5 separate regions of the Homo sapiens genome follow, and regions 1, 2, 4 and 5 are each linked to region 3. A link is a contact called in ENCODE Hi-C or POLR2A ChIA-PET data. All regions are on one chromosome and are shown on one strand. Each heading gives the region's core, a stretch centred on a gene start or an enhancer-like site at or near the end of the contact. The rest is flanking DNA. Distances are from core to core; before and after follow the strand shown.

Evidence for each region. Hi-C counts contacts between places; a loop is a spot of excess contacts on that map. ChIA-PET counts read pairs that join two places held with the same protein, here RNA polymerase II (POLR2A). Pooled maps may share reads with other maps.
Region 1: a map of B cell shows a loop between it and region 3 (17-fold over the local background). The contact joins the promoter of SAMD4A here to the promoter of MAPK1IP1L in region 3. A Hi-C loop is called at or near these places in 5 of 168 maps with a recorded cell type or tissue (B cell, CD8-positive, alpha-beta T cell, chondrocyte and 2 more), 3 of 37 single-sample maps with no recorded cell type and 21 of 50 pooled maps. POLR2A ChIA-PET finds 5 or more read pairs at or near these places in 9 of 52 experiments (CD4-positive, alpha-beta T cell, CD4-positive, alpha-beta memory T cell, GM12878 and 6 more).
Region 2: a pooled map shows a loop between it and region 3 (2.1-fold over the local background). The contact joins the enhancer-like site here to the promoter of MAPK1IP1L in region 3. A Hi-C loop is called at or near these places in 1 of 50 pooled maps. POLR2A ChIA-PET finds 5 or more read pairs at or near these places in 2 of 52 experiments (PC-3 and WTC11).
Region 4: a pooled map shows a loop between it and region 3 (4-fold over the local background). The contact joins the enhancer-like site here to the promoter of MAPK1IP1L in region 3. A Hi-C loop is called at or near these places in 2 of 50 pooled maps. POLR2A ChIA-PET finds 5 or more read pairs at or near these places in 3 of 52 experiments (PC-3, WTC11 and activated CD4-positive, alpha-beta T cell).
Region 5: a loop to region 3 is called in a map with no recorded cell type, with 16 times the contacts of the local background. The contact joins the enhancer-like site here to the promoter of MAPK1IP1L in region 3. A Hi-C loop is called at or near these places in 1 of 37 single-sample maps with no recorded cell type and 7 of 50 pooled maps. POLR2A ChIA-PET finds 5 or more read pairs at or near these places in 4 of 52 experiments (AG04450, OCI-LY7, PC-3 and 1 more).

Annotation. Positions count from the first base shown.
Region 1 is chr14:54,565,069-54,569,603 of GRCh38, forward strand. It overlaps SAMD4A (sterile alpha motif domain containing 4A), which reads left to right and starts at 2,060. Exons shown (of 13, transcript NM_015589.6): 1 at 2,060-2,270; 2 at 2,428-3,044. The coding sequence starts at 2,849. RefSeq lists silencers at 842-971, 1,532-1,581, 1,702-1,891, 2,732-2,791, 3,032-3,091 and 2 more.
Region 2 is chr14:54,649,871-54,654,331 of GRCh38, forward strand. All of the region lies in intron 2 of SAMD4A (sterile alpha motif domain containing 4A), which reads left to right. LOC112268133 (a long non-coding RNA gene) reads left to right here. Exons shown (of 2, transcript XR_002957606.2): 2 at 1-4,461. Among named protein-coding and RNA genes, the nearest start is that of SAMD4A-AS1, 36 kb to the right of the region's middle. RefSeq lists enhancers at 296-903, 904-1,510, 3,090-3,826. Within about 2 kb of position 2,486, at least 31 of the 41 ENCODE cell types and tissues checked have a DNase peak (open chromatin) inside an H3K27ac peak, as active enhancers do; they include PC-3, where a contact is called at or near this core.
Region 3 is chr14:55,049,719-55,053,982 of GRCh38, forward strand. It overlaps MAPK1IP1L (mitogen-activated protein kinase 1 interacting protein 1 like), which reads left to right and starts at 1,929. Exons shown (of 4, transcript NM_144578.4): 1 at 1,929-2,085. RefSeq lists enhancers at 1,291-1,980, 1,520-1,719 and silencers at 1,750-1,989, 2,340-2,499.
Region 4 is chr14:54,727,745-54,731,963 of GRCh38, forward strand. All of the region lies in intron 3 of SAMD4A (sterile alpha motif domain containing 4A), which reads left to right. Among named protein-coding and RNA genes, the nearest start is that of SAMD4A-AS1, 42 kb to the left of the region's middle. RefSeq lists a silencer at 2,627-2,921 and enhancers at 2,708-2,827, 2,928-3,007. Within about 2 kb of position 2,532, at least 11 of the 41 ENCODE cell types and tissues checked have a DNase peak (open chromatin) inside an H3K27ac peak, as active enhancers do; they include PC-3, where a contact is called at or near this core.
Region 5 is chr14:55,325,335-55,329,909 of GRCh38, forward strand. The region is part of intron 1 of FBXO34 (F-box protein 34); the gene reads left to right. Among named protein-coding and RNA genes, the nearest start is that of FBXO34-AS1, 56 kb to the left of the region's middle. RefSeq lists enhancers at 1,908-2,047, 2,857-3,358. Within about 2 kb of position 2,042, at least 3 of the 41 ENCODE cell types and tissues checked have a DNase peak (open chromatin) inside an H3K27ac peak, as active enhancers do.

The DNA.
Region 1 (4,535 bases), core at 810-3,309, 480 kb before region 3:
TTAACCAAACCTTTACTTTCAAGACTAGCAGAGGCACTTTCGCAGCCCACCCTGCGCCACTCAGCCTCTGCGCTGCGCCCTCCTCGCCTCTCGCGCGGCAAGGACCTGAAGCCCCGGTGTGGCCGCGGCCCTGCGCACTCTCCAGATCCAGGTGAAGGTTGCGAGGCCTGGCGACGCCTAAGCGCTGACAGGTGGCCTCGCCCCGCCTCTTTGTCGCCCAGGGCGGCGCTCGCCTCCGCTCCAGGCCAGAAGCCGCAGCCCGCGCGCCAGGCACAGCTCCCCCGACCGGTCTCAGGAGTTCGGCCACCTCCCCGGGGAAGAGTGGGACTCAGCCAGGCGCCGGGCCGGCCTCTAGGAGCCTGCGCCAGAGCAAAGGGCATCCGGCACCCGACCCGGGCCAGGCCCTTGGACTAGGGCGGCACGGAACCTAGCGCCTGGGCAGGTCCAACCCTGCGCACTGCCCCTCAGCCTCGTGAACCCTTCGCCTCCACGACCCCCGGAACCCATCCCAGCAAGTGCGGCAGTGACCTCGGGTCTCACCGCCCGGGGGCCAAACACCTCGGCCACCCCGGGGCCCCAGAAGGGCCGAGGGTCAGCCGAGCGGACGAACCACATTCCCAAGGACAAGCAGCGGGTGGCAGCACCGCCCCCGCCCGAGCGCCCTCGGGTCCCTTTCTGCCGGGGCTCCAGTGGCTTGAGTGTCCCGACCCCTCCAGAACACGCAGGCGGCCGCAGGAAGAAATTCACCCGGACCCGTCCTCTTCCCCGAACTTCTTCGTTCCTCTCGGAGGTTCCTTCTACCCGACCCCTCTGCGCCACCAGCTCCTCCCACTCCGCTCCCCTCCCCTTTTTCTGGTCCCCACTTAGGAATCCGTCCCCCCGCCCTGCGCCGGGTCCGGGGTTCCTCCCCCCGGCTCCCCCCGCGTGCCGTCGCCGCCGCCCGGGTTCCTCTCCCCCCGCTCGGGCGCTCCCTGCCAAGCCCATGATGTAATGGTGTATGTTAATCAGTAGCATGTGGGGAGCTCCGGCTCGGGCGGCTCAGTCCTCCGCGAGCCGACACTGGAGGCAGCAGCAGCGGCGGCTGCAGCGGCCCCGACTCGAAGCACCGCACTCTCCCCGCGCCGCCCGCCCCGACGGCATGGCCCGCGGCCGGCGCTCCGGGCGCCCCCAACCCCGCTGAGAGCCGCCGCGGCCCCGGACCCGCGCAAGGGCCCCCGAGCCGCCGGGATGAGCCGCGCCGAGGTGAGCGCTCCCTCCCTACGGCCCTCGGCGGGGGACCCGCGGGTCACTGGGGGTCCCCTCCCCGGGGGCTTCCCCCTCCGCCCGAGAAGTTCTGGGAGCCGGAAGCAGCGTGTTGTTGGAAGCTAGCGGCTCCTTGAAGGCTGAGTCGCTGGGTTCTCCTCCCCGCCGGCGGCGGCCACGAGAACCGGGATGGGACTGGGGGAACCCCCGCAGCCGAACTTTCTTTGCTGTCGTTGGGGGGCGTGTGCCTGCGGCGCCGATCCGCATTCCCCGCGGGGCCGCCCCGCTGGCCGAAGGGAGCAGCGCTGCGGACCCCGGCCGTCCCCTCGCGGGGCGTGTGCCCAGCGCTGTGCCGCCCTCGGCCTGCGACGCGCGGGCGAGGCTCCGGGCCGGACAGACCAGCCCGTAGGCGGCGGCGGCAGGATGCCTGCCACACACGCGCGCACACACACACGCACACGCGCGCGCACAGTGACCGCTCCGGCCGGAGCAGGCCCAGGGAGACCTCCCGGGTGGGCTGGTGCGGCGCGGCGCGGGGGAGCCGGGGCTCTGGGTTGCGCCGCCGCCCGCTGGGCGCGGAGCTTTGGGTGGAGAGAGTTTATTTTTGTCTCGAGCTGCTGCCGCGGCTGCTCACGGCCTAAATCCAGAGGGGCGCCTGGCGGTGGAGATGCTGGCTGTTGCTGTAGATGGAGCTGCAGCCGCTCGGCTGCTTCTCTGGGAGGAGGAGGAGGAGTAAGAGGAGGAGGAAGGAACTCGGGCTGCCGCTGCCTCCGCCTCTGCTTTGCATTAGCTCCCACCCCCACCCCCGCGCCCCTTCGCAGCCGCATTGCAAGTTTTCTGCGCGGGGAAGATCTGTTGCTGGTGCTGGCGTTCTTAAGCACGGCGCCCGAGGCCACCCCAGGCGGGCCGTGAGGGGAGCACCAGCCGTTGGCAGCGGCAGCAACAGGAAGCCGCGGGGTCTCCTCCCGCACCTGGGAAGCAGGCTTCTCGCTGTTACCCGGTGGGGAATAGCCCATCTCCCACATCGGGTGCGGAGGGGGCGGAGGGGGCGGCTGGATTTCGGCGAACCCAACCTTCCGCGGGACGCCCCCTCCCCTGGCCCCAGCACCCTCTGATGCCCTCGTCCCCCCAGGGCGCGCTCCTCCGCTAGCCGAGGTCTCACTGCAGCTCTTTCTCTCCTTCCAGTGGTGATCGCCGCTCGGGAATGCGGGCGTGAAGGGTCCGAGTTGCCGCCCAGCGGGGAGGAGACCCCAGGACGCCGGAAATCACCATCCCAAAGCTGCAAGAAGGGGGGAGAAAGCATTCTTCATTCAGTTGTGTGCCTTGTGGGGGATTTTTAAAAAGTCGTTTTTTTTTTTAAAGAAACATTTCCGTGCTACTGTCTGTCATCGTCTCTGGGGAAATCAGCCAGAACCACCGGAACGTAACTGAAACCAGACAAGAGAGGCAGGAGCCCAGGCAGTACCTGCAGCGTCCGGGCACCAGAGCCACCTTGGAACAGGAACGCGTCTCCGGCCGCGGGGCTGCGGCTCCGCCAAACTTTGGGGCGGGCGGGGCGGGCTGGGGCGCCCAGGGGGCTCTGTAGACCGAGGGCGGCCCCCTAACCATGATGTTTCGCGACCAGGTCGGGGTGCTGGCGGGCTGGTTTAAGGGCTGGAACGAGTGCGAGCAGACTGTTGCGCTGCTGTCGCTGCTCAAGCGCGTGAGCCAGACCCAGGCCCGCTTCCTCCAGCTCTGCCTGGAGCACTCGCTGGCCGACTGCGCCGAGCTGCACGTCCTCGAACGCGAGGCCAACAGCCCCGGTAAGTGTGCGGCGGCCGCCGCCGCCGTCCCGCCTGCCCAACCCCCGCTCCTCCCTCCGCTTCTCTGCCTCGGGCCAGGCCGAGGCCAGTCCCTGCCAGCCGCGCCGGGACCTGGACGGCGTGGCCCCGAGGCCCTCGGAATCCACCCCCTCCGGGTGTCCCCCCACTACCGCCCCCCACCTACTTACCTCCGCCGGCCGCTTTGGGATTTTGCCCACTGTGAACTCCGTCAGCCCTTTCCGTGTGGTAGCTACGGTAGCATGAATGATTGATTTTTCTCTCATGCAGTTTCCTGGGAAATAAGTAAGTCAGGTCACGTAGAGTCTGGATTTTCTGGGTGTGTGTGTTTTTTCCTTCCTCCTCCTTCTTTTGGGCAACGTGGCTCGCTGGATTTCAGCAACACATGATAGATGCCCGGGACTGCCCTTCAGAAGCCAAGCTTGGATAAGGCTGTGTGAGGAGTACATGAAAATCCAATTTTATTATTCATTTTTCCCCACAGATATTCTGGTTTTAGAGCTTCGTCTTCAGAATAATATGCAGGTGACGCTAGAGACTAGTAAAATGACATTTGCAGCATATATATATATATATATATATATATATATATATATATATATATATATATAATGCGGTTAAGCTTACTGCTCGTGACATTATCCATATTGATACGGATCTTGTAGAAAAAAAGGGTCTTGGAGAAAGGACAGGCATGAAGTGGGTTACTTAATGCTTTTCGTTAGGAAACTTTACTGAATAGAACAGAATCGTTTCATATTACCCTGCTAGTATTTACAGACACCTCAACTAGTATGGAAAGTGAATATAGTCGAAAGGTCCAGCAGTTTCCTATTTGCTAGCGTGGGTGGTGACAGACTGAAATTATATCCTGGAGGGTAGGAGGAGGCTGGGGGATGGGGGGAAAGTCTGATGGTTGTGATTTTGGATAGGGGGAAATTCTTTAGTTCATGCTGCTGCAGGAGGGTGAACAGAGTCCCCAGTGTTTATGCAGAGAAAAGAATGCAGGGTCCTCTTCCAGCTGTTCCATGTTGGAGCTGCGAGCCTGCAAAGCTCAGCAGAGGTCTGGGCTGCCATTTGATGACAAGGTCCAGTCCAGGGCAGTGGGGCCTGGGAGACACTAAAGTGAGTGTGCCTTCAGAGCAGCAAGAAGCGAGCCGGCCTACTCATTCCTCCTCCCTAGTATGGTGTGCACGATGGTGAAAACACTAGAATGGGATGCTTCCATATATAGAATCATAGGGTGGAAGTGACCGCTGGAAATCTTCACAGTTCTTTTCCTGACCAGACAGGACTGCACCCGAAAGATCCTGCATGGCCAAGTATGGAGGGCCACATTGAGGGAGATTCCATTGAGCCCGAGCCTCCCAGCTCACACCAGGACTCACTGGGGTGGCGATGACAGGGCCCCCTTTGGTTGAGCTCCACGTTTATAAATAGCTGGAGGGCCAGCCTCCTTCACTGGGGTGTGGA
Region 2 (4,461 bases), core at 1,236-3,735, 400 kb before region 3:
TGTCATATTTCATATTTTCCCATTAAAATGGCACATCTTGGGTTTATTTGGCATTTGTTCTTAGTCTACTTAGACTTTTAGGCATTGGAATGTTTACTTTTAAAAAAACAAGATTTTCTGTTATTGTTACTGACTTATGATATACCACTAGGGCAAGATAAGGGCTTTTGAAGAACCGTAAGGGAATACATATTCCAGAGCGTATTTTCTTGAATTCCACTTACCTCCTCTAATTCACTGATCCTTACCTGCCAAAGTCAACAGAAAGAAAGTGAATGAAAAGAAATTAAATTGATCAGACTCACAACTTGTTGGCAATTCTGATAAAAGACTTGAGATAGAGGATTTACATATTGTTGATAAACCTTTACATCATTTATTGACTCATAGTCCCCTCTGTTTCTGAACCTGCATGAGTAACCAATAGTTGCTTAAATAGATAAAATTAGAATTCTTTCCATGGGATTCCTTTCTGTTTATAGGATAGGATCCCCATGTTATTGGCTAGTGATTTTTCCTTTCTTGCATTTGTTGGAATGGCCCATTGTTGAAGATCAACAGGCATTAATCAGTAGTGAATCAGTCTTGCCTCCTTGTCATCTTGTTATAGCAGCTCCTGCGACTGGACTGTGGTCATGCCTCGTGGGTTGGCAGTAGGGAACAGGACTTCCTTCAGACACTCGTGCTTAAGCAGCTGTTTCTCTTTCTCCAGAAAACACTGGTTTCCCCAGCCCCCAACTGGTTCTTCCCTGCTGAGAAGCCAAAATATGCCAAAGTCACTGCTAGACCAGTTCCATCCCGTGATAGTGCAAATGACTCCAGTGCCTTTCCCTCCCACCCAGATTTTCCCAACATAAGCTTTTCTCCTCTTTGTCAAGAGCTTATTCTGTCATCTTGTTTCCCTTTCCCTATAAATAATCTATTTTTTCCCACCAGACTCACGGAACAGAGGCGTGCCCCACGTTGTATGCTTGCACTGAGCATTCTTTCAGCGTTCTTTACTTGCTTGACCTTTTAGTTATTTTCTTTCATCCCTACCGAGGTCTCCAAACTGAGGTCGTGAAAGGTCAGAGTTTTAAAAATATATATCAACTGAATGCTTTTCTTCAGAAAACTGAGCACCTCACTTTCTGGATATTCGCAGAGGTTCCCTGGTCTGCAGTGACCCTTGCCACACATTTCTTCACTATTTTCACTTCATGGTTTAGATGCCCTGGTGATAGTGAGGAACTGTAAATAAGCACGGTCTGAAAGTGTCAGGAGGAGCTCAGATGATCCTGAGCTCTTTGGTCTTTCTCTTGGTTTAGAATTCCTCAAGACCTATTGTAGTGACTTCTTTTACTCGACTCAGAATTCCAGGGCTTTGGTGCTCCTTAAGTCTCAGAAGAAACGCATGGTTATGGTGTCTGTCAACTTGCTGTTTATTGAAATACCTTTTATTGTAATGCACCAAGTAAAGACGAGGTGATGTGGGCACTAACTTAATGATATTACACAAACACACTTAATTGCACTTAGGGAGTTCAGCATGACATTAGTGATTTCATACAGTGAATAAGTCTCTTCTCTTTTGTTTGACAAGTTTTGTTGTCATTTAACAGATTTGCTTCATGGGAGGTAAACTTATACTTTCTAAGGATGAATGAGTGCTTTGCAACTAATGGGTCATATGTTGGAATTTAAACATATTAAAGAGTTAATTCATTTCAAGAACTTACTAGTAAATATGCACTACCCACAAGAGATTTTTAGAATAACCTCTTTTGAATGATTAATATTTATATGTAATCATGTGCATATTTTATTTGAGATTTTCAGGGTATAAATGTCGATGCAATTTCCTTTAATAAAGGAATGATATATATGAGCCAAAGTAGTGATGTATTCATCATAGATAACGTCTCACTGATTTCCATTTGCCCCCGAAGGCATCCCAAATTTGGAAGGGCCATTGTTGTTTCATCATAGACTCCTTGGCCATGACTCTTATATAGACATCTGAGGAAATGCTGTGGCAAGTTTCTTGTACCTACTTTGGTAATTGTAAACCATCCAGGACCGTATCCTTTAGGTTTAATTTATCTTGCTCCTCTTTGCCCCTCTTTTCCAAGGGAGGGTTTAGAAGATGAATTATACTCAAGAGTTAGTGTTTCTCCAGAAGATCAGACCACAAGTTGTAGAAAGCACACCAGAACTTTGCACTTCTGCCCTTTATCTTAATTCCTAGCCCATGCTTAAGCCTTTTAGGATCTATCTACATCCACCTCACATAACCATCTAGAATTCTCCCAAAATCTTGTTTCAGTAGCCTGGGAATCATGGCAGTTATATCTGCATTTGTGTGTTTCCTGGCCATATAGTAAAAATGGCAAAAGAGATTTATATGGTCAAATCCCTAGCCTTTCCATTCCTTTGCTTTATAAATGAATAACAGTGATCTAAAAGCGAAAGAATGTAGCTAACCAGTGTCATTTGGGATCTTCTGAAGTAGTACGGAAACTCCACATTCTTCAGACCAACTTGCGGCATGCCAGCACATTCCTCTCCGATGAGGTGGAGGAATACTGGTGGCTGGCCTGGGACTTGTAGGACTGGGGCGGGGAGCTGCTGTTTAAAAATACATTTAATTATATTCCTTCTCTGCAGTAACATTGATACCATTTTTAGCCCATTACAAATACTGTGATTTTCATTTAAATCACGTCCATTATCTTATTGACCTAGTTTTTATTTTGTAATCAAAATGTTCTATTTCTGGATAGCCTCACCCAGAATCTTTTTTTTTTTAAAGGTTACAGACCCTTTGTGCAGTTTTTTCCTTTCGTATCTGCGTACAGATGGGCTGCATCTGTGTTCACACAGCAGAAAATGGTACTATATTGTTCCCTTTAAGAGTGTGGGTTTTCTCTACTTAATCTCGGACTCTTCATGGAGACACAGCTGGCAAGATGCCACGAGACCTCGCATTTGGTAACTGTTTTGGTGAATGGATATTGGGAGAGTTAAGTAATCCTATTTCTATTCGAAATGAGAATCCTGATTCTCTTCTTCCATTTTTGCTCTTTCTCTGTTCGTCTGCTAGTTCCCTCTGTGAGCCTTCTCTTTCCTCCCCGCCTCTCCAGCCGTCCACTATGAACCTCACGTAGCCCTGTCTTCATTCATGCCCTCTCGGGTGCTCCCTGCTGCTTGTAAGATCCCACTTATTTCTGGCCTTTGCTTTTTCTACATTTCTTTCTCTCCTGTTTCCTTCTTTCCCTCTTACCTTCTCTTCCTTGCTGTCAGCCATGTATTTCTGCACTCTGGTTGGAAGCTCACCCTGCAAAGAACACCCCGGAGGTGTTTCCAGGGCTCAGCTGTTTTTCACTCATGTCTAGGCAGGGCCTTGAGGCCCCTGAGGAACTTTCAACTTTGCCCTCAAGACTTCCTCTTAATATTATTATTATTATTATTATTATTATTATTATTATTATTATTATTATTATTTGAGGCAGAGTCTCGCCCTGTCACCCAGGGTGGAGTGCAGTGGCGTGATGATCTCTGCTCACTGCAACCTCCATCTCCCGGGTTCAAGCAATTCTTCTGCCTCAGCCTCCTGAGTAGCTGGGATTACAGGTGTGCGCCCTGACGCCCAGATAATTTTTGTATTTTTAGTAGAGACAGGATTTCACGATGTTGGCCAGGCTGGTCTTGAACTCCTGACCTCAAGTGATCCACCCACCTTGACCTCCCAAAGTGCTGGGACTACACACATGAGCCACCGTGCCTAGCCTCTCAATATTGTTTTTCACTGTCCTTCTTGACACATGAAAATAGGCTGTGCTTCTCTTGAGGCAATAATTGGATCAGAATTTTAGGATTTTTGCATGACCAGCCATTTTATTTTGTAGGCGAGGAAGCAGAAGACCTGAGAATGACTTCCCCTAAGATTCTGAGGCAATGGAGTGGCAGGACCAAGTCAGCCACCCCATCTTCCCCTTCCCACTATGTGGTTCTCCTCTTACTGCCCTCTGTCTTAGCCGGGGAATCTTACAGATGTTGCATCTGGTGCTTCCTGGTGTTCATTTCTTCCAACCACCATTTGCCCTTGCAAATACCATTCGGTATGAAAGTATTTTAGAGCAACTGAGTCTTCAGTGTGTCACTTTATTGCCAAAAGAAGACACAAACGATGGAGTACAATGGTAGGAGTCTCCGGCTGGGTTCTCAGGGATTTTCTCAGGAATTATGTTTTGCTCCAAGTCGTTTCAGTTGACGTATTCATTCCTCAGAACCGGTAGATGACTATGACATATAATACCCAAGCTTGAGCTCTTTCCTGTCTAACTGGAGTCTCCCTTTTAATCAGGAAACCACATTTAAAGCTGTGTCCTGAACTCTGCCCAGCATGTCAGCTTGGCCAGGAAGGACAGGGAATTCCTACTGGTAGTAGCCACTGGGGACTGAGGGAGTCACGGGAGGTCA
Region 3 (4,264 bases), core at 679-3,178:
GGAATTCTTCATACCACACAGAAAGTCTGACACCTAGAAGGAAGGATTGGGTAGGGGAGCTTCGGACTTCAGTGCATCTTGAGACTGCTAGATGAGGACTTGGTTCCCAAGCAAAGGTTGCCTGTAGAGAAGCCCACAGGGACAGGAATGGCCTAGATCTAGACCCCTCCAACGTGCTCAGCTACTGGCTGATTGCAGGCAAGGAAAAGTTGGAGGCTATCCATTACTGGTACACAGCGCCAGGACTAGGGTATGGTGAGGCACTTAGGGACAAATATTTGACTATACGACTAAGGAAGACAATGTTTTGGTACAATATTGTAATATCTGAATTGATGCAAAAAAGCCTATGATGAGCAAGATACCAAATTTCAAATCAAACCTGACCAGATTACTGATTTCTTGTTGCTTCAGGTTTCAGCATGGCTCAAGGCACTGCTGATTCACTGTCACCAGTGAGAACAGGCTAGGTCCACACCAGTCGTGTAATTTTCCATAGGCCTGTGTGCCCTTACCCAAAAATAAGACTCTCGGCTTAGGTATTTGAAGTTCCTCTGTTGCCCCTTTTTCAGTGTGAGAATTGTGTGTGCTGTGGAAAACATCCAGGGATGTCTTCCTTTAAACAAGTTCATGGTTAAATGGCCACCCACTCACTCACTAATGCCTTACACAAAGCAAGATGCAAGTGTACCACATACTTTTAGGATATTTTTATATCTTAAAAAATGTATATTGGCCGGGCACAGTGGCTCACGCCTGTAATCCCAGCACTTTGCCGAGGAGGGCGGATCACAAGATCAAGAGATCGAGACCATCCTGGCCAACGTGGTGAAACCTCGTCTCTAAATACAAAAATTAGCTGGGCAAGGTAGCGCGCGCCTGTAGTTCCGGCTACTTGGGAGGCTGAGGCAGGAGAATCGCTTGAACCCGGGAGGCGGAGGTTGCAGTGAGCCGAGATCGCACCGCGCCACTGCACTCCAGCCTGGCGACAGAGCAAGACTCCGTCTCAAAAAAAAAAAAAAAGTATATTGCATATATGTATATATTTTGCACACCATATAATTATCACGACATCTTTATTGCTAGTTAGTAGGTTCCTTGACTGGGGTCATGTCATCTGTGCCTGACACAGGAGGTAATGTTTATTCAGAAATGAAGATGGCGGCTGGGCACGGTGGCTCACACCTGTAATACCAGCTCTTTGGGAGGCCGAAGCGGGCAGATCGCTTGAGGCTAGCAGGGTGAGACCCCATCTCTATCAAAAACACAAAAATAAGCCGGATGTGGTGGCACATGCCTGCAGTCTCAGCTACTCGGAGGCTAAGATGGGAGGATTGCTTGAGACCAGCAGGCAGAGGTTGCAGTGAGCCGAGATCGCGCCACTGCACTCCAGCGTGTGTGACAGAGGCCCTGTCTCAAAAACAACAAAAAAGAACATGGGAGAAGAGGCATTGATGAGGAAAAATCTACAAAGAAAGCAAATATCAATTTGTCAAGCTATTTGCAAACGTCTTCCCTTTCCTGTATTAATATTTTCCCTCTCCCCACTTTTGGCCCGAGGATCTGAGTCCTCGGGTCAGGCCGAAATCAGACCGCGTCCATACCCAGCCTCCTTCGAGGCCTAGCTGTAAAAACCGCTGAGCAAAAGGAATCCAGAATCAGCCCTCAAGCAACTCAAGACAAGTTAGCAATTTCCGCCGGGAAGCCGTGAACATCGGCAGCCACTGGCGTTTCCTCCGAGTCCTCGGAACTCCGGAAACTCTGGGAGCTTTTAGCCCGCCCACCAGGGGAAAGCGGCCCGGAGCCGGCGCCAGGTGGAGCCCATCCCCCTAGGCCTGGCGGGCCGCAGTACCGCCAGGGGCCTGCGGGAGGCGCACGCGGCGCGGCCTGAGGGGAGGGGGAGAACGGGCGGAGGCGGTGCGCTCGGCGCTTCCTGTTCCGGCGCCAGGAGGAGCCGCGCGCTGCTGGTGCTGTTGCCGCCGCTGCTCTAGCTGCCGTCAGTCAGGCTGCGCCCGCGTCTTCAGGGCCCAGTCCCTCGGACCCATCGCCGCTTCTAGACCCTACTGCGGTCTCGGATATTGCCGGGTGAGGCTGCTTCGGTACTAGTGGGAGTCGTGAAGGGGAATCGGGGAGCTGGGGTTGCGGAGCCCGCGGGCGCGGCCAAGCGGGAAGCGGGCGCGGTGACCGAGGTGCATCGAGTCACGTCCAGTGCTCGGGCCGTGGTCGCCTGCCTGGCACCAGGACTAAGCGTTTCTATCGGTCGCCTTCCTCCACGCTGCGGGCTGCCTGGGGATCGCCCCCCAGGGAGAAGGTGTCGGAGGCCGCTGACGTCGCGCCCGACGGGTTTCTGGGCGCCTGACGTCAGGTCTGGCTGCGGGGCGGGGCGGGCGCGGGCCGGCCCCTCCCCCACCCCTTCCCGGCGGGCGCGACCCGCTAGGAGGCCGGTTCGCTCCGGTTGATCCCGGACTCCCTTTGTTCGTGCGTCCCTAAACGGCTGCCGGCCTCGCGCCCCTTGGCCCCGATTTCCCCTCTACCCCCACCCTATTACACTCATTCATTAATTTTTAATAAAAAGGGAAAGGCCTGAAAAGATTCTTACAAGAGTCTCGGGCGCTTGTTAATCCGCAGTGTGACAACGTTCTGGTTATGACTTACTAGAGGAATTGCTCACGGATACATTAGATGAATACCCAGGGCAAACCACGAGAAGGGCAGAATTCAGTGATCTCCTTTTTTAGGACTGAGGAGCACATACCTGCGATAGCGTATGCATAGCTGGACCGTTTTCCTCTTTACCTTGAAAAGCAAGAGTACAGCTTTTAATAGGTAAAGATTCCAGTGTTAAAGCATGAAGCCAGGCTCACTCGACCGCAAGAATTTTTTTTAGTTTTACTACTAGAGAAATACACACCTGGGGGTTGTAAAGGTCTGTTTCGAAAAGGAACCCTCATTACAGGCAAAGGTAGCCTTCAGAAACATTTCATAAGTTCTTTGTTCACTGGTGTTCTTTGGGGGAAGAATAGAAATTTTTCATGCTGGCATCTCTGAGCCCACAATGCAAAGCGAGTTTGCTTCAGAAACTTGGAGTGAATTGCAAATATTGGAATGTTCTTTTCCTCACTCCAGGCGGAATGGGTAAAATCCATCCCCAGTCTCTTAACTGAAACTTTTGAAGCTAGTGTGTTTTGAATTCAAAAATACTTGGATTTTATCTTCATCTTTTTAGAAAGTCATGTTAGACGAGAGATAACACCCCCAGCAGAGTGGGGCACCCCATAATCCAACATTAATATTTGCAGCAATAGATGTGAACATTCATTCTAAGTGGGGGCGAATAGAAACTATAAATAGCTTCAGGTCACATTTTGCCACCATGTAAGTTTTGTGCCAAACTAGGGCAGATAAAGATTTATGGACCTAAAAGTAGGCATCATAAAAGCTAATATTTGTTGAGGTTTTGCTATATTCCAGGCAGCGACTAAGAGATTTGTTTATTAAAAGTTTTACAGCAAATCTATGATGTGGGTACGATTCCGATCTTCCTTTGCCTCAAGTTTGGAGAGTTGGACTTGTCAACTCTGGCCGAACCAACCAGTGAAGAGCTGCAGTTATAGCTAGATAATCATACTTTAACGTTTACTTTTTTACCTATAAGCTAGATGTCCACATACAAAGAAAAGAGAATTTGGTATTTGTTTTCCACCCAAGCACTATTTTTTTAGGCACTTGATTGGACAGAGTCCCATTTAGTTCCTCGCAACATTACTGGCCTGGTTTTTATTTGTTTTGTTTTTTAAACTGCGTGCTTTTTACAAATAGTATGGCCTGTTCTTTATAGTTCGGGTTCATTCAGATGAGCCGACTTTTAGTGAAATAATTCAAACCCTCGTCTAAGGTCACTCTGCTAAGACTTTAATACAACCCTTCCCTTTCTCGCTATATTCTAACCCATCTGAACTGCTTATACCTCCCCAGAGATTCTCCCAGTTTTTACACTAACTGCTCTTCTTTCCCTAGGGCCCATTTCACCGCCCTCTACTCCCGGCTCTTTCCTTATGGTCCTTATGGACTGCAAAAGACAGCACATCTCAGGAATCTCCATGTAATACTATAATTTCTCTAAAGGCCAACACATTGTTTGGCATATATGTTCCAATAAGTATATAACTAAATGCCAAGAAATATTGCAGGTTGCATATCCTTTATCCCAAATGCTTGGGACCAGAAGTGTTTCAGATTTTGGATTTTTTTTACATTACACCAG
Region 4 (4,219 bases), core at 1,282-3,781, 320 kb before region 3:
ATGTGAGTTTACAAATATAGAATCCATGAATAATGAGGGTCAATGGTATATAGACATGTAGATGAACACGCACGCGCACACACACACAGACACACACGCACTACCTAGTTTGTATAACAGGTGAGGGGGAACCAGCAGTAAACAGGAGCAAAGGGAGCCCAGCCTCTGGATCTGAGCTGGCATCTGGGCTCAGCCCAGCCCTCCTGATCACCCTCACAGCCTGTTCTTTTTGCTGCTGGGGTCTGTAGCTCCAGACAGCCCTCTCCATTTCATATCCAATAAGAAATGAATGCTGTTCAATTCCTGTCCTTAAGCTGGAACGGTCCTGGGCGCTGAATTATGCCAGGAACCTCGAGCTTGCTGTGTCTCTGGAAGTCTTTTATTGCACAACTGATTTATAATACCCAAGTAGATGAGTTGAGAGCAATTACGTAAATGCTGTTTCTCTGGGGCAGAGAAGAACGGTACGGTTTAAATGAAAAATGCAGTGCCAAGTCAAAAATTCAAATCGTTATGTATAATTACAGACCACAGTAAATCAATTTTACAAACACAGTACCAATCTCACCATGTTCCAACACCCACAGGGTAAGGTTGTGATGGTTTAGAATTTGGTAAGAGGCTGAAGGTGAAGTGAAAGTGGGAATTGGGGTGTTGTGGAGCCTCCAGAGCTTGTCTGAATCACATGGCGATTCAATCAAATATAATTAAGGAGCCAGGAGAGCCTAAACCATCCAATTTCTCCTAATTAACAACAAAAAAATCATCTAATTAGTAGTGTAAACTCAAATTCTGGTTTTTTTTTTGAATGGTCATTTATGTGTATTGTTGCATTTGACATGTAGATTGAATGCTTTAATGAAAACAAGAACCAATTCCCTAATCAGTAAATTGCCCTCCTCACTGCCATGCTGAGAATCTGCTGTTCTCCTCCTTTTATCAAGGAGCTAAGTTAAGAATTAGTCAGGGCTACATAATACATTTCTAATTATTTACAGCCCTTCTCCTGAAACTAGAAAGAAAAGAAAAAAATACTGTTTGATCAAGGCAGAGTTTAGGGTTTCATACTCAGAGAAATCCTAGTCATGCATGTGGCTGCAAGGCTCTGCTGGCCGTAGGATTTAGGCATCCTCTGATGATGCCTGTCCTTACCTGATCAGTGAGAGCCACTGTTCCATGTTATCTGGGAGCCTTTAAGCTTCAGTGGCAGTGAAGGAAGACCTGGCCTGCGGTTCAGCTCAAGACAGGAGTTAGTAGACACAGTTTTAAAATATCCTTTGGTACCTCCATTCAAGCAATTGACTCACTGCTCTTCTTGACAAGTGCTGGTAGCAACAAGGTGTAAAAGGACACCCTGATGATTTGTTCAGCGACTCTGGCCATCTCCTTGGGACTGATGCTCTGAGAGGGTCTTGGTGGCTCAGTCATGAAATCCTGGCTATTTGAAGTTCCAAACTTGGATGGTCTTGCTGGTTCCCACACTCAGTAGCAGTCTAGGTGGTGCCGTTAAGCGCGGGATGGATGCTGTATTGCATAAACCTCAGAAGCACTTTCTGCATAGGCATGTGAGCTGATGAAACAGCACTTACAATTTGAGAGTTATCTTTTAAGAAAAGGGTAGGAGGCAAGTTTTTGTCATCTAGCTTCCTGAGTTTCTCTACTATCTCGCTTCTCTACACACAGTGACTGGAGCATTTTTACAGATACGTGGGAACATTAAAAAAGAAATATCGGCTTAAATTCACTCCTGGCCACTTGCTTAACTCCATTATTTTCCCTACTTGGTGAAATAATAAAATTCTACAGTTCTGTCTAAACTCATTTCTAGAAATATCTTCATTTTATGTGGATAGAAATTCATGGACAAACTTAAGGGTTTAGTATAATGGTAGATACAAAAAGAAACAGTACAGGAAAGTAGAAGTTAACCCAGTATGAAGGAGACTTCAAAATAGCCAGGTTGATCCCATCGTTTCTTGAATTAGCCTACACATTTGCTTCAAAGGTGGAAAATTGCTTTCATAGTTGATGGAAGTTGTCATTGGTTTTGATAGGATGGAATGAGAGGATTGAGGTAGTGTCCTTTTAGGATTTCTTGATTTGAAGCTAAGTGTGGATGAAATTTACTGATTTCTATTTAAAGTATATACATATTGGCTTCTTGTCTAGGTATTTCATAAATAATGACAATGTAAAGTCAAACAGCCGTTATCTAAAATAGATTTTCTACTGGATGACACCCAGTTTTGCCATTATAGAGGCTGACAAAAGAGGACAGATGAAATATACCAAAGATTAGTGCAATAATAAAAGTCTGCCAGAAGCATTCTAATTTATTTCTTAAAAGCTCAAATGTTTAAGTGATAATGTGAAGGCAGAAACATACATCTTTGCTCTGCCCAAAAACTGAGCCATCTGTAGAGTAGTAAGAGCTGACACCAGTGACAAGGACTCACGGTACTAGGAAAGCCTCCCCATGTGCTTTTCCCTGCATCAGAATGCTTTCATTTCAGTGCTGAATAAAAACGAGATGTCATGGGGGAAAGAGGAAGTTAGCTGTGTGTATTTGTCATCCCTGTTGTGATGTTCTTTGCAGCTTTTTCTTCTTCTAGAGTCTCCCTTTGGTCTGATTTGCATAGGCAAGTATACACTTTCTTTTCACCGAAAGTGTGTGGCTTCCTCCTTGGGCTTGTCAGGAACATCCCGTCCACCAACCACATCTTTGCTTTGTAGCATGTTCTCTCTTCTTCCCCCGGAATGAGGTGGAGTCCAAAGTCTGTTTAGGGGAATCGTCTTCTGGTGTCCAGATGTTCTAAGCACTGGTTTTTCAAGCCTTTGGTCAAGAAGCAGAGAGCAAGCATGCAGAGTTGAGGCTTTTAACCTTTCAGATTGGCTTTTAATCTATTCCCTGAAGCAGTGATGACAGAGCATGTTATTTTTAACCTTAGTGATTAATATTCCCCTCTCTTCCTCTCCCTTCTACCCCACTTACACAAATCTGGTGTTATTTTTTTTGTTGTTTGTTTGCATGATGTCACTGATCAAATACTCTGGTTTTGTATGTTTCAAAATGTATTCTTGAAGTACTATTAATCTTTTCTTCTCCAAAGATTCCCACCACAGGGCTTCAGATTACTGGTTGTGACACCACAAAACCAACTAAAGAAGAGGAATCCAGGGTGTAATATCATTTCACCACTGAGCCTTGCTTAAAATGTTGACTTTTTTAAAGCAAATGCCTGGAATTATTTATACAAGTGGTGTTAGCAGAACATTCTTTGAAAATTGAAAGCCTTTAGTGGTTCTTAGATGCTCTGAAACTGGTGTTATCGAAAAAATTTGTGGGATAGAAACTGGAATATCCCTGAGAAGCAGGCCGAAACCTAACAAAATGAACAGAAACACCCAACCCTTCCCAATTCCTTTGAAACAATCACCTTTTTGTAGCTAGCAGTGGGCTGAGCTTTTTCTTCTTTAGACTTGATAAGTATCAAACTATCTCCTGCAGCAAAACTTAAGAATTATATGCTGTGAAGCCTCAAATTTTTGTTTTCAGCAAAGGTTCTAGTGATACTTCTGAATTTCTTTGGGGAATGAGCCTAGAAAATATTGTTAAAGTAACAGATGAGTAAAATTAGCAACATAGAAGTAAAATTCTGCCCTGCTTTGTCCTAAGTATGTGGACACACAGCATACATCACCTGAGTCACAGGGAATTGGCCAGGACCTCTTAATTCAAGAAGAATATTGTAAGATATTTTAAAATAATGTGCAAACACTTGGCATCCTCATTCTACCTTTTAAAACCCCTAAATTGCTATGACTTATTTTTATAAGGTTTAGTTGTGCTAGCTATTTGGATTGAATTATATCATGTGAGCATCTTGAAATTTGAAAATTTAATGAAGCGTATGTTTTTCTATGAGAAAGGCAGCTTCTTGAATTAAAAATGAAGAGAGACTAGCTTAGAAGGAAAAAAGATTAAAGTTGCAAATCATCTCTATGTGGCTGGACTCATAGGGCATGATGAGAGCACAGAACCCAACCTTGGGTTGAGAACCCAGGGAATTTGGTTTGGTATAGAGAATGATATTAGGAGTGTAGGAATATTTAATGCCCTTATTCAAAAGGAAGTCAAATTTCTGACAGTTTCAGCAGCTTCAGCTTCTAGACTCTAAAACAAAATGCTAAGCCTGGAAATAGTTCAAAACACATAGTG
Region 5 (4,575 bases), core at 792-3,291, 280 kb after region 3:
TGTGTTTATGGGCAATCTGAAAATCTGTTCTGAAAGATCTGCAGTGCTAAGTTGTGATGGTGTAGAGCTGTACATGTTAGAATACAGTCTAACATGTTTATTTTCTTTGGTCCTCTTATTCCCTTCTTTTTTCTTGTAAACTAAATTATTTTTTTTTTGAGATGGAGTTTCACTCTTGTTGCCCAGGCTGGAGTGCAATGGCGCGATCTCGGCTCATCGCAACCTCCGCCTCCTGGGTTCAAGCAATTCTTCTGCCTCAGCCTCCTGAGTAACTGGGATTACAGGCATGTGCCACCACGCCCGGCTAATTTTGTATTTTTAGTAGAGATGGGGTTTCTCCATGTTGGTCAGGCTGGTCTTGAACTCCCGACCTCAGGTGAGCCGCCCACCTCGGCCTCCCAGAGTGCTGGGATTACAGGCGTGAGCCACCATGCCTGGCTGTAAACTAAACGATTTAAAATCTTGTTATTCAGAATCAAGAAACACACTCCTTTACGTGTTGTTTAAATGTACTCTATAATTGGTTCTGCTGCTCCTCCCACCTCGTTTCTCAGTTAAAAAACCAAAACTATAGAATGCTTGAATTTTCAGCAAAGTGGCAAATTATCCCCATTCATGGGGCGCTTATTACCGTGGTAACAAGGAGCCAACTCATTCTTGAAGTGGGGCAGGATTCTGGTCCATTGGTTTCAGGATCTAAAACAATCCAAATACCTTTTTTGTACACTTGACAGCATGGCCTATTCAAGGTGTTTCTAAACATCCTTAGCATACACAAAGCACAGCTGAGATAGTTTGTAGAGGAAGTAAAATCCCCCGAGTTGAGGTTCTGTCATATTACAAAGCTCTGAAACAAATCCAGTCTTTATTTCTGAAGATAATCACACAGCTTCCTATTAAGGTCCATTTCCCTCCCTCTGTCTCCTCCCCTTTCTCCCCATTCACATTAAAGACAACTAGTAGGGAAGATCTGGGGGACTAGATAATTAAATGAGGCAGAAGTAAAATGTGCTTTTTTAGACTTCGGCCGAGTTGCCTAGGTGAGGGCTGCAGGTAATCTTTGGTCTAAATATGTTGTGTTAGATTTTGAAGTGCCTTTTCTTAGGTCTTGCTGTGGGACAAGGTTGTTTGGGGCCTACATCTTAGAGATTTTCCTTAGCAGTTGTGTTTGAAGCTAAAGTCTGGAGGAGCAGGTTTGGTGAGGAGGAAAAAATCATAGATCAAGATGTGAGACTTGCTGTCCAAAAATGATTTTTAGAGAGCGTAAGAAATAAATTTCCCAGTAGCTCGTAATAGAGGGCAATCTAGTTTCTTAGCTTATGAATAGAATTTAAGAGTCCAGGAAAATCAAAGTATAATTCGTTTTGGATTAGTCAGATCTCTTGTTTATGGATACGATGATCAAAAAGAGCATTACATTTTATTTTTAGGAGAAGGAGAGAATTTCAAATGCAGGATAGAAAACTCTCAATAATACAAACTTTAGGGATGTTTTGATGTTAATGAGGACAAAACAGTTGGTATAATTTTACTTCCTAAAACAGCTGGTATAATTTTTATTCTGTATTTGAGTGTGTATAACGTTATTATTTTGGGCCTGTTAAATATGGCAGTGAACAAAACTAAGTCTGTTGTCTCAGAACAGATGATCTAGTGGAGAGAGATGTACCATGGACACATGTCAGAAAGGGGGAAAAAAGTGCTGCAGAGAATGTATAGCAAGGAAAAAGGGGAATAGGGAGTGTGGGGAATAGTACTATATGAGGACAGTCAGGGAGTGCCTCTCTAAGATGACATTGAGCAAAAGCCTGCAGGATGCAAAAGAGTGACACGGGTAAATATCTGGGGAAGGAGCAGAGGGAACCACAACATGTAAAGGCTCTGAGGTGGGATTGTGCTTTGTGTGTTCCAGAAGCAGCAAGATGTCTCATTGGAGCAGAGTAAGCAAAAGGGAGAGATTTGAGTAGAACATGAGAAAGAGAGGGGGCATCTTAGAAACCATTGAAGGGTGTGGTACAGAAAATGAGATGATGGAACTTCCCCTTTTATAAGATCACTCTGCCTGCGGAGTTTGAGAGTAGAAGCAAAGTGCAGGTGAGAAATGGTGGTGACTTAAAACAGGGTAGTAGCAGTGGAGGTGGTGAGTTGTAGTTTATTCTGAATATATTTTGAAGATAGAGCCAACAGGATTTGCATATGTGGTTTGTGAGAGGAAAATGGAGTCATTTTCCAATAGCATTAGCTATTGGGAAAAAAATGTTGCTGTTTACTAAAATAGGAAAGATTTTGGAGAGTAGTACTGGAAAGTGCATAGGGAATCAGGATTTTTACTTTGGACATGTTGAGTTTAAGGTGCTTGACATCCAAGTGGAGATTTCGAATAGACAGTAGCCCCTCTTATCCTTGGAGGATACGTTCCATGGCCTCCGGTGGATTCCTGAAACCTTGGGTAGTGCCAAACCCTATATATATTGTGCACGAAATCTTTTTTCATTCGCAATTTTATGGACAGAAGATTCATCCTTACCACAGATCTTAGCAACCTCGTCATATGATTTTCTTTGTTGTTGTTGGTTTTTTTTTTTTTTTTTTTTTTTTTTTTTTTTTTTGGAGACAGACTCCCACTCCATCACCCAGGCTGGAGTGTGGTGGTGGTCTCAGCTCACTGGAGCCTCCGCCTCCTGGGTTCAAGCAGTTCTCCTGCCTCCGCCTCCCAAGTTCTGCCTCGTGCCTCAGCCTCCCGAGTAGAGTAGCTGGGATTACAGGTGTGTCCCACCATGATCGGCTAATTTTTTTGTATTTTTAGTAGAGATGGGGTTTTGCCATGTTGGCCAGGCTGGTCTCGAACTCCTGACCTCAAGTGATCCACCTGCCCCAGCATTCCAAAGTGCTGGGATTAAGGCATGAGCCACCATACCTGGCCGATGTTTTTTGTTTATAAAGTCGAGAACTTTGATCTTTTCACTTGAAGGAAACACTATAAGGCTTCTCTTTGGCATATGTGAATTGGCCAGCATCACTACTCTTGCGCTTTAGGGCCATTATTAAGTAAAATAAGGGTTACCTTAACACAAGCACCGTAACAATAGAGCTGATCCCTAGAGATAGCTACTGAGCTACTGAGTGACTAACACATTGGGAAGCCTAGACAGCGTGGATGCCCTGGACAAAGGAATGATTCTCATCCTGCATGGGATGGAGCAGAGATTTCATCACACTTCTACAAATGGGGTGCAATTGATAACTTAATTGTTTCTGGAATTTTCCATTTACTATTTTTGGACCATGGTTGACCTTGGGTAACCAAAACCATGGATAAGGATAAACTACTGTATACAAACTTGTAGTCCTGGAGAGAGGTTTGGGTTAGCCACTTGGAGAAACACGTAGGTAATGTTTAGAGCTGTGAGATCCAGTCGGGGTATTCATTCCTAAACTGTTTGAGGTGCCCTGGGGTATTGCAGTGAACTCACAGGATATTTTAAATTTTCCAGGAAAACAGTATGATAGGGTGTGTGTTTGATGCCTGTGTTTTCAAAATGATGTTTAAGATGTAAGCATGTGTGCATTTTGTATTCCCATGGGGCTGGGTCCAGCTGTATGCCTTTGTGTATGTGTACCTAGTATTCTTCACAGAAAGTATAGTACATTAGCAAACAGTTCCCATTTTACTCAAATTGTCCCCCCCGTGTATCAATCAATCCTGTTGCAGAATGATTGTACTTAATGAGAAGTTCCTAGAGAGTGGAGTAGCCTAAAGGCCCAGGAAAGGGCTGAGGGAGATTTGTGAAAAATGTCTTTAAAACGTGGTTTATTTCTAAAATTCATGCAGCTGAGTTCTTTTCTCATATATTGTCCCAGTCTTAAAATTGTTTCAATTTAATTTTATAGAATGTTTGTTGCAGGAATGAATGTGTCGTAGACTCCTCTCCTTAAGATGTGTACTAGTTAACTTTGAGATGACTGAGAAAATTGGGGAGAATTAGTTGGTAATGGATGAGATCAGACATCTTTAGAAGGAACATACTGCAGTAAATCATCTAGAAAGCTTTAGAACAGTCAAGGAAACTAGTTCAGGCTTAGAATATGAACACTTAGAAAGTTAAAAATGCATTCAATTGTTTCACCTGAAGAAAGTGTGTAATAAACCAATTCAGTAATCTTAAAGGATGTTTCACCAGGTTTTATGTTTCTTGACACTTGAATCACTCCTTTTCTAAAGGTTTAACTTTCTATTCAGTAGTATTTTTGAGGAGTCATCTGAGTTTGTTTCTGAGATTTGCAGGAATTGGGTAGAAATGGTGGAATAGGATTAAAATATCTGTGGACCTATTTTTTAAAAACAGCATTTTGGCTTGAAGTCCTTTTTTTTAAGACCAGAAAGAAAATTTCACAGTAATTTGATTTCTCTGATTAAATTTGACTAGCATATTGAATATTTTCTCTTAGCCTCTTTAAGCCTTACTATTCCTCTTTTCCTAATTCCGTGCCAGGAAAACTATCAGCTTTCAGTGGTGTTTTCTTTACCTTTTTGACTAGCGTTTTTACATTAAGATAAAATATATATATATATTT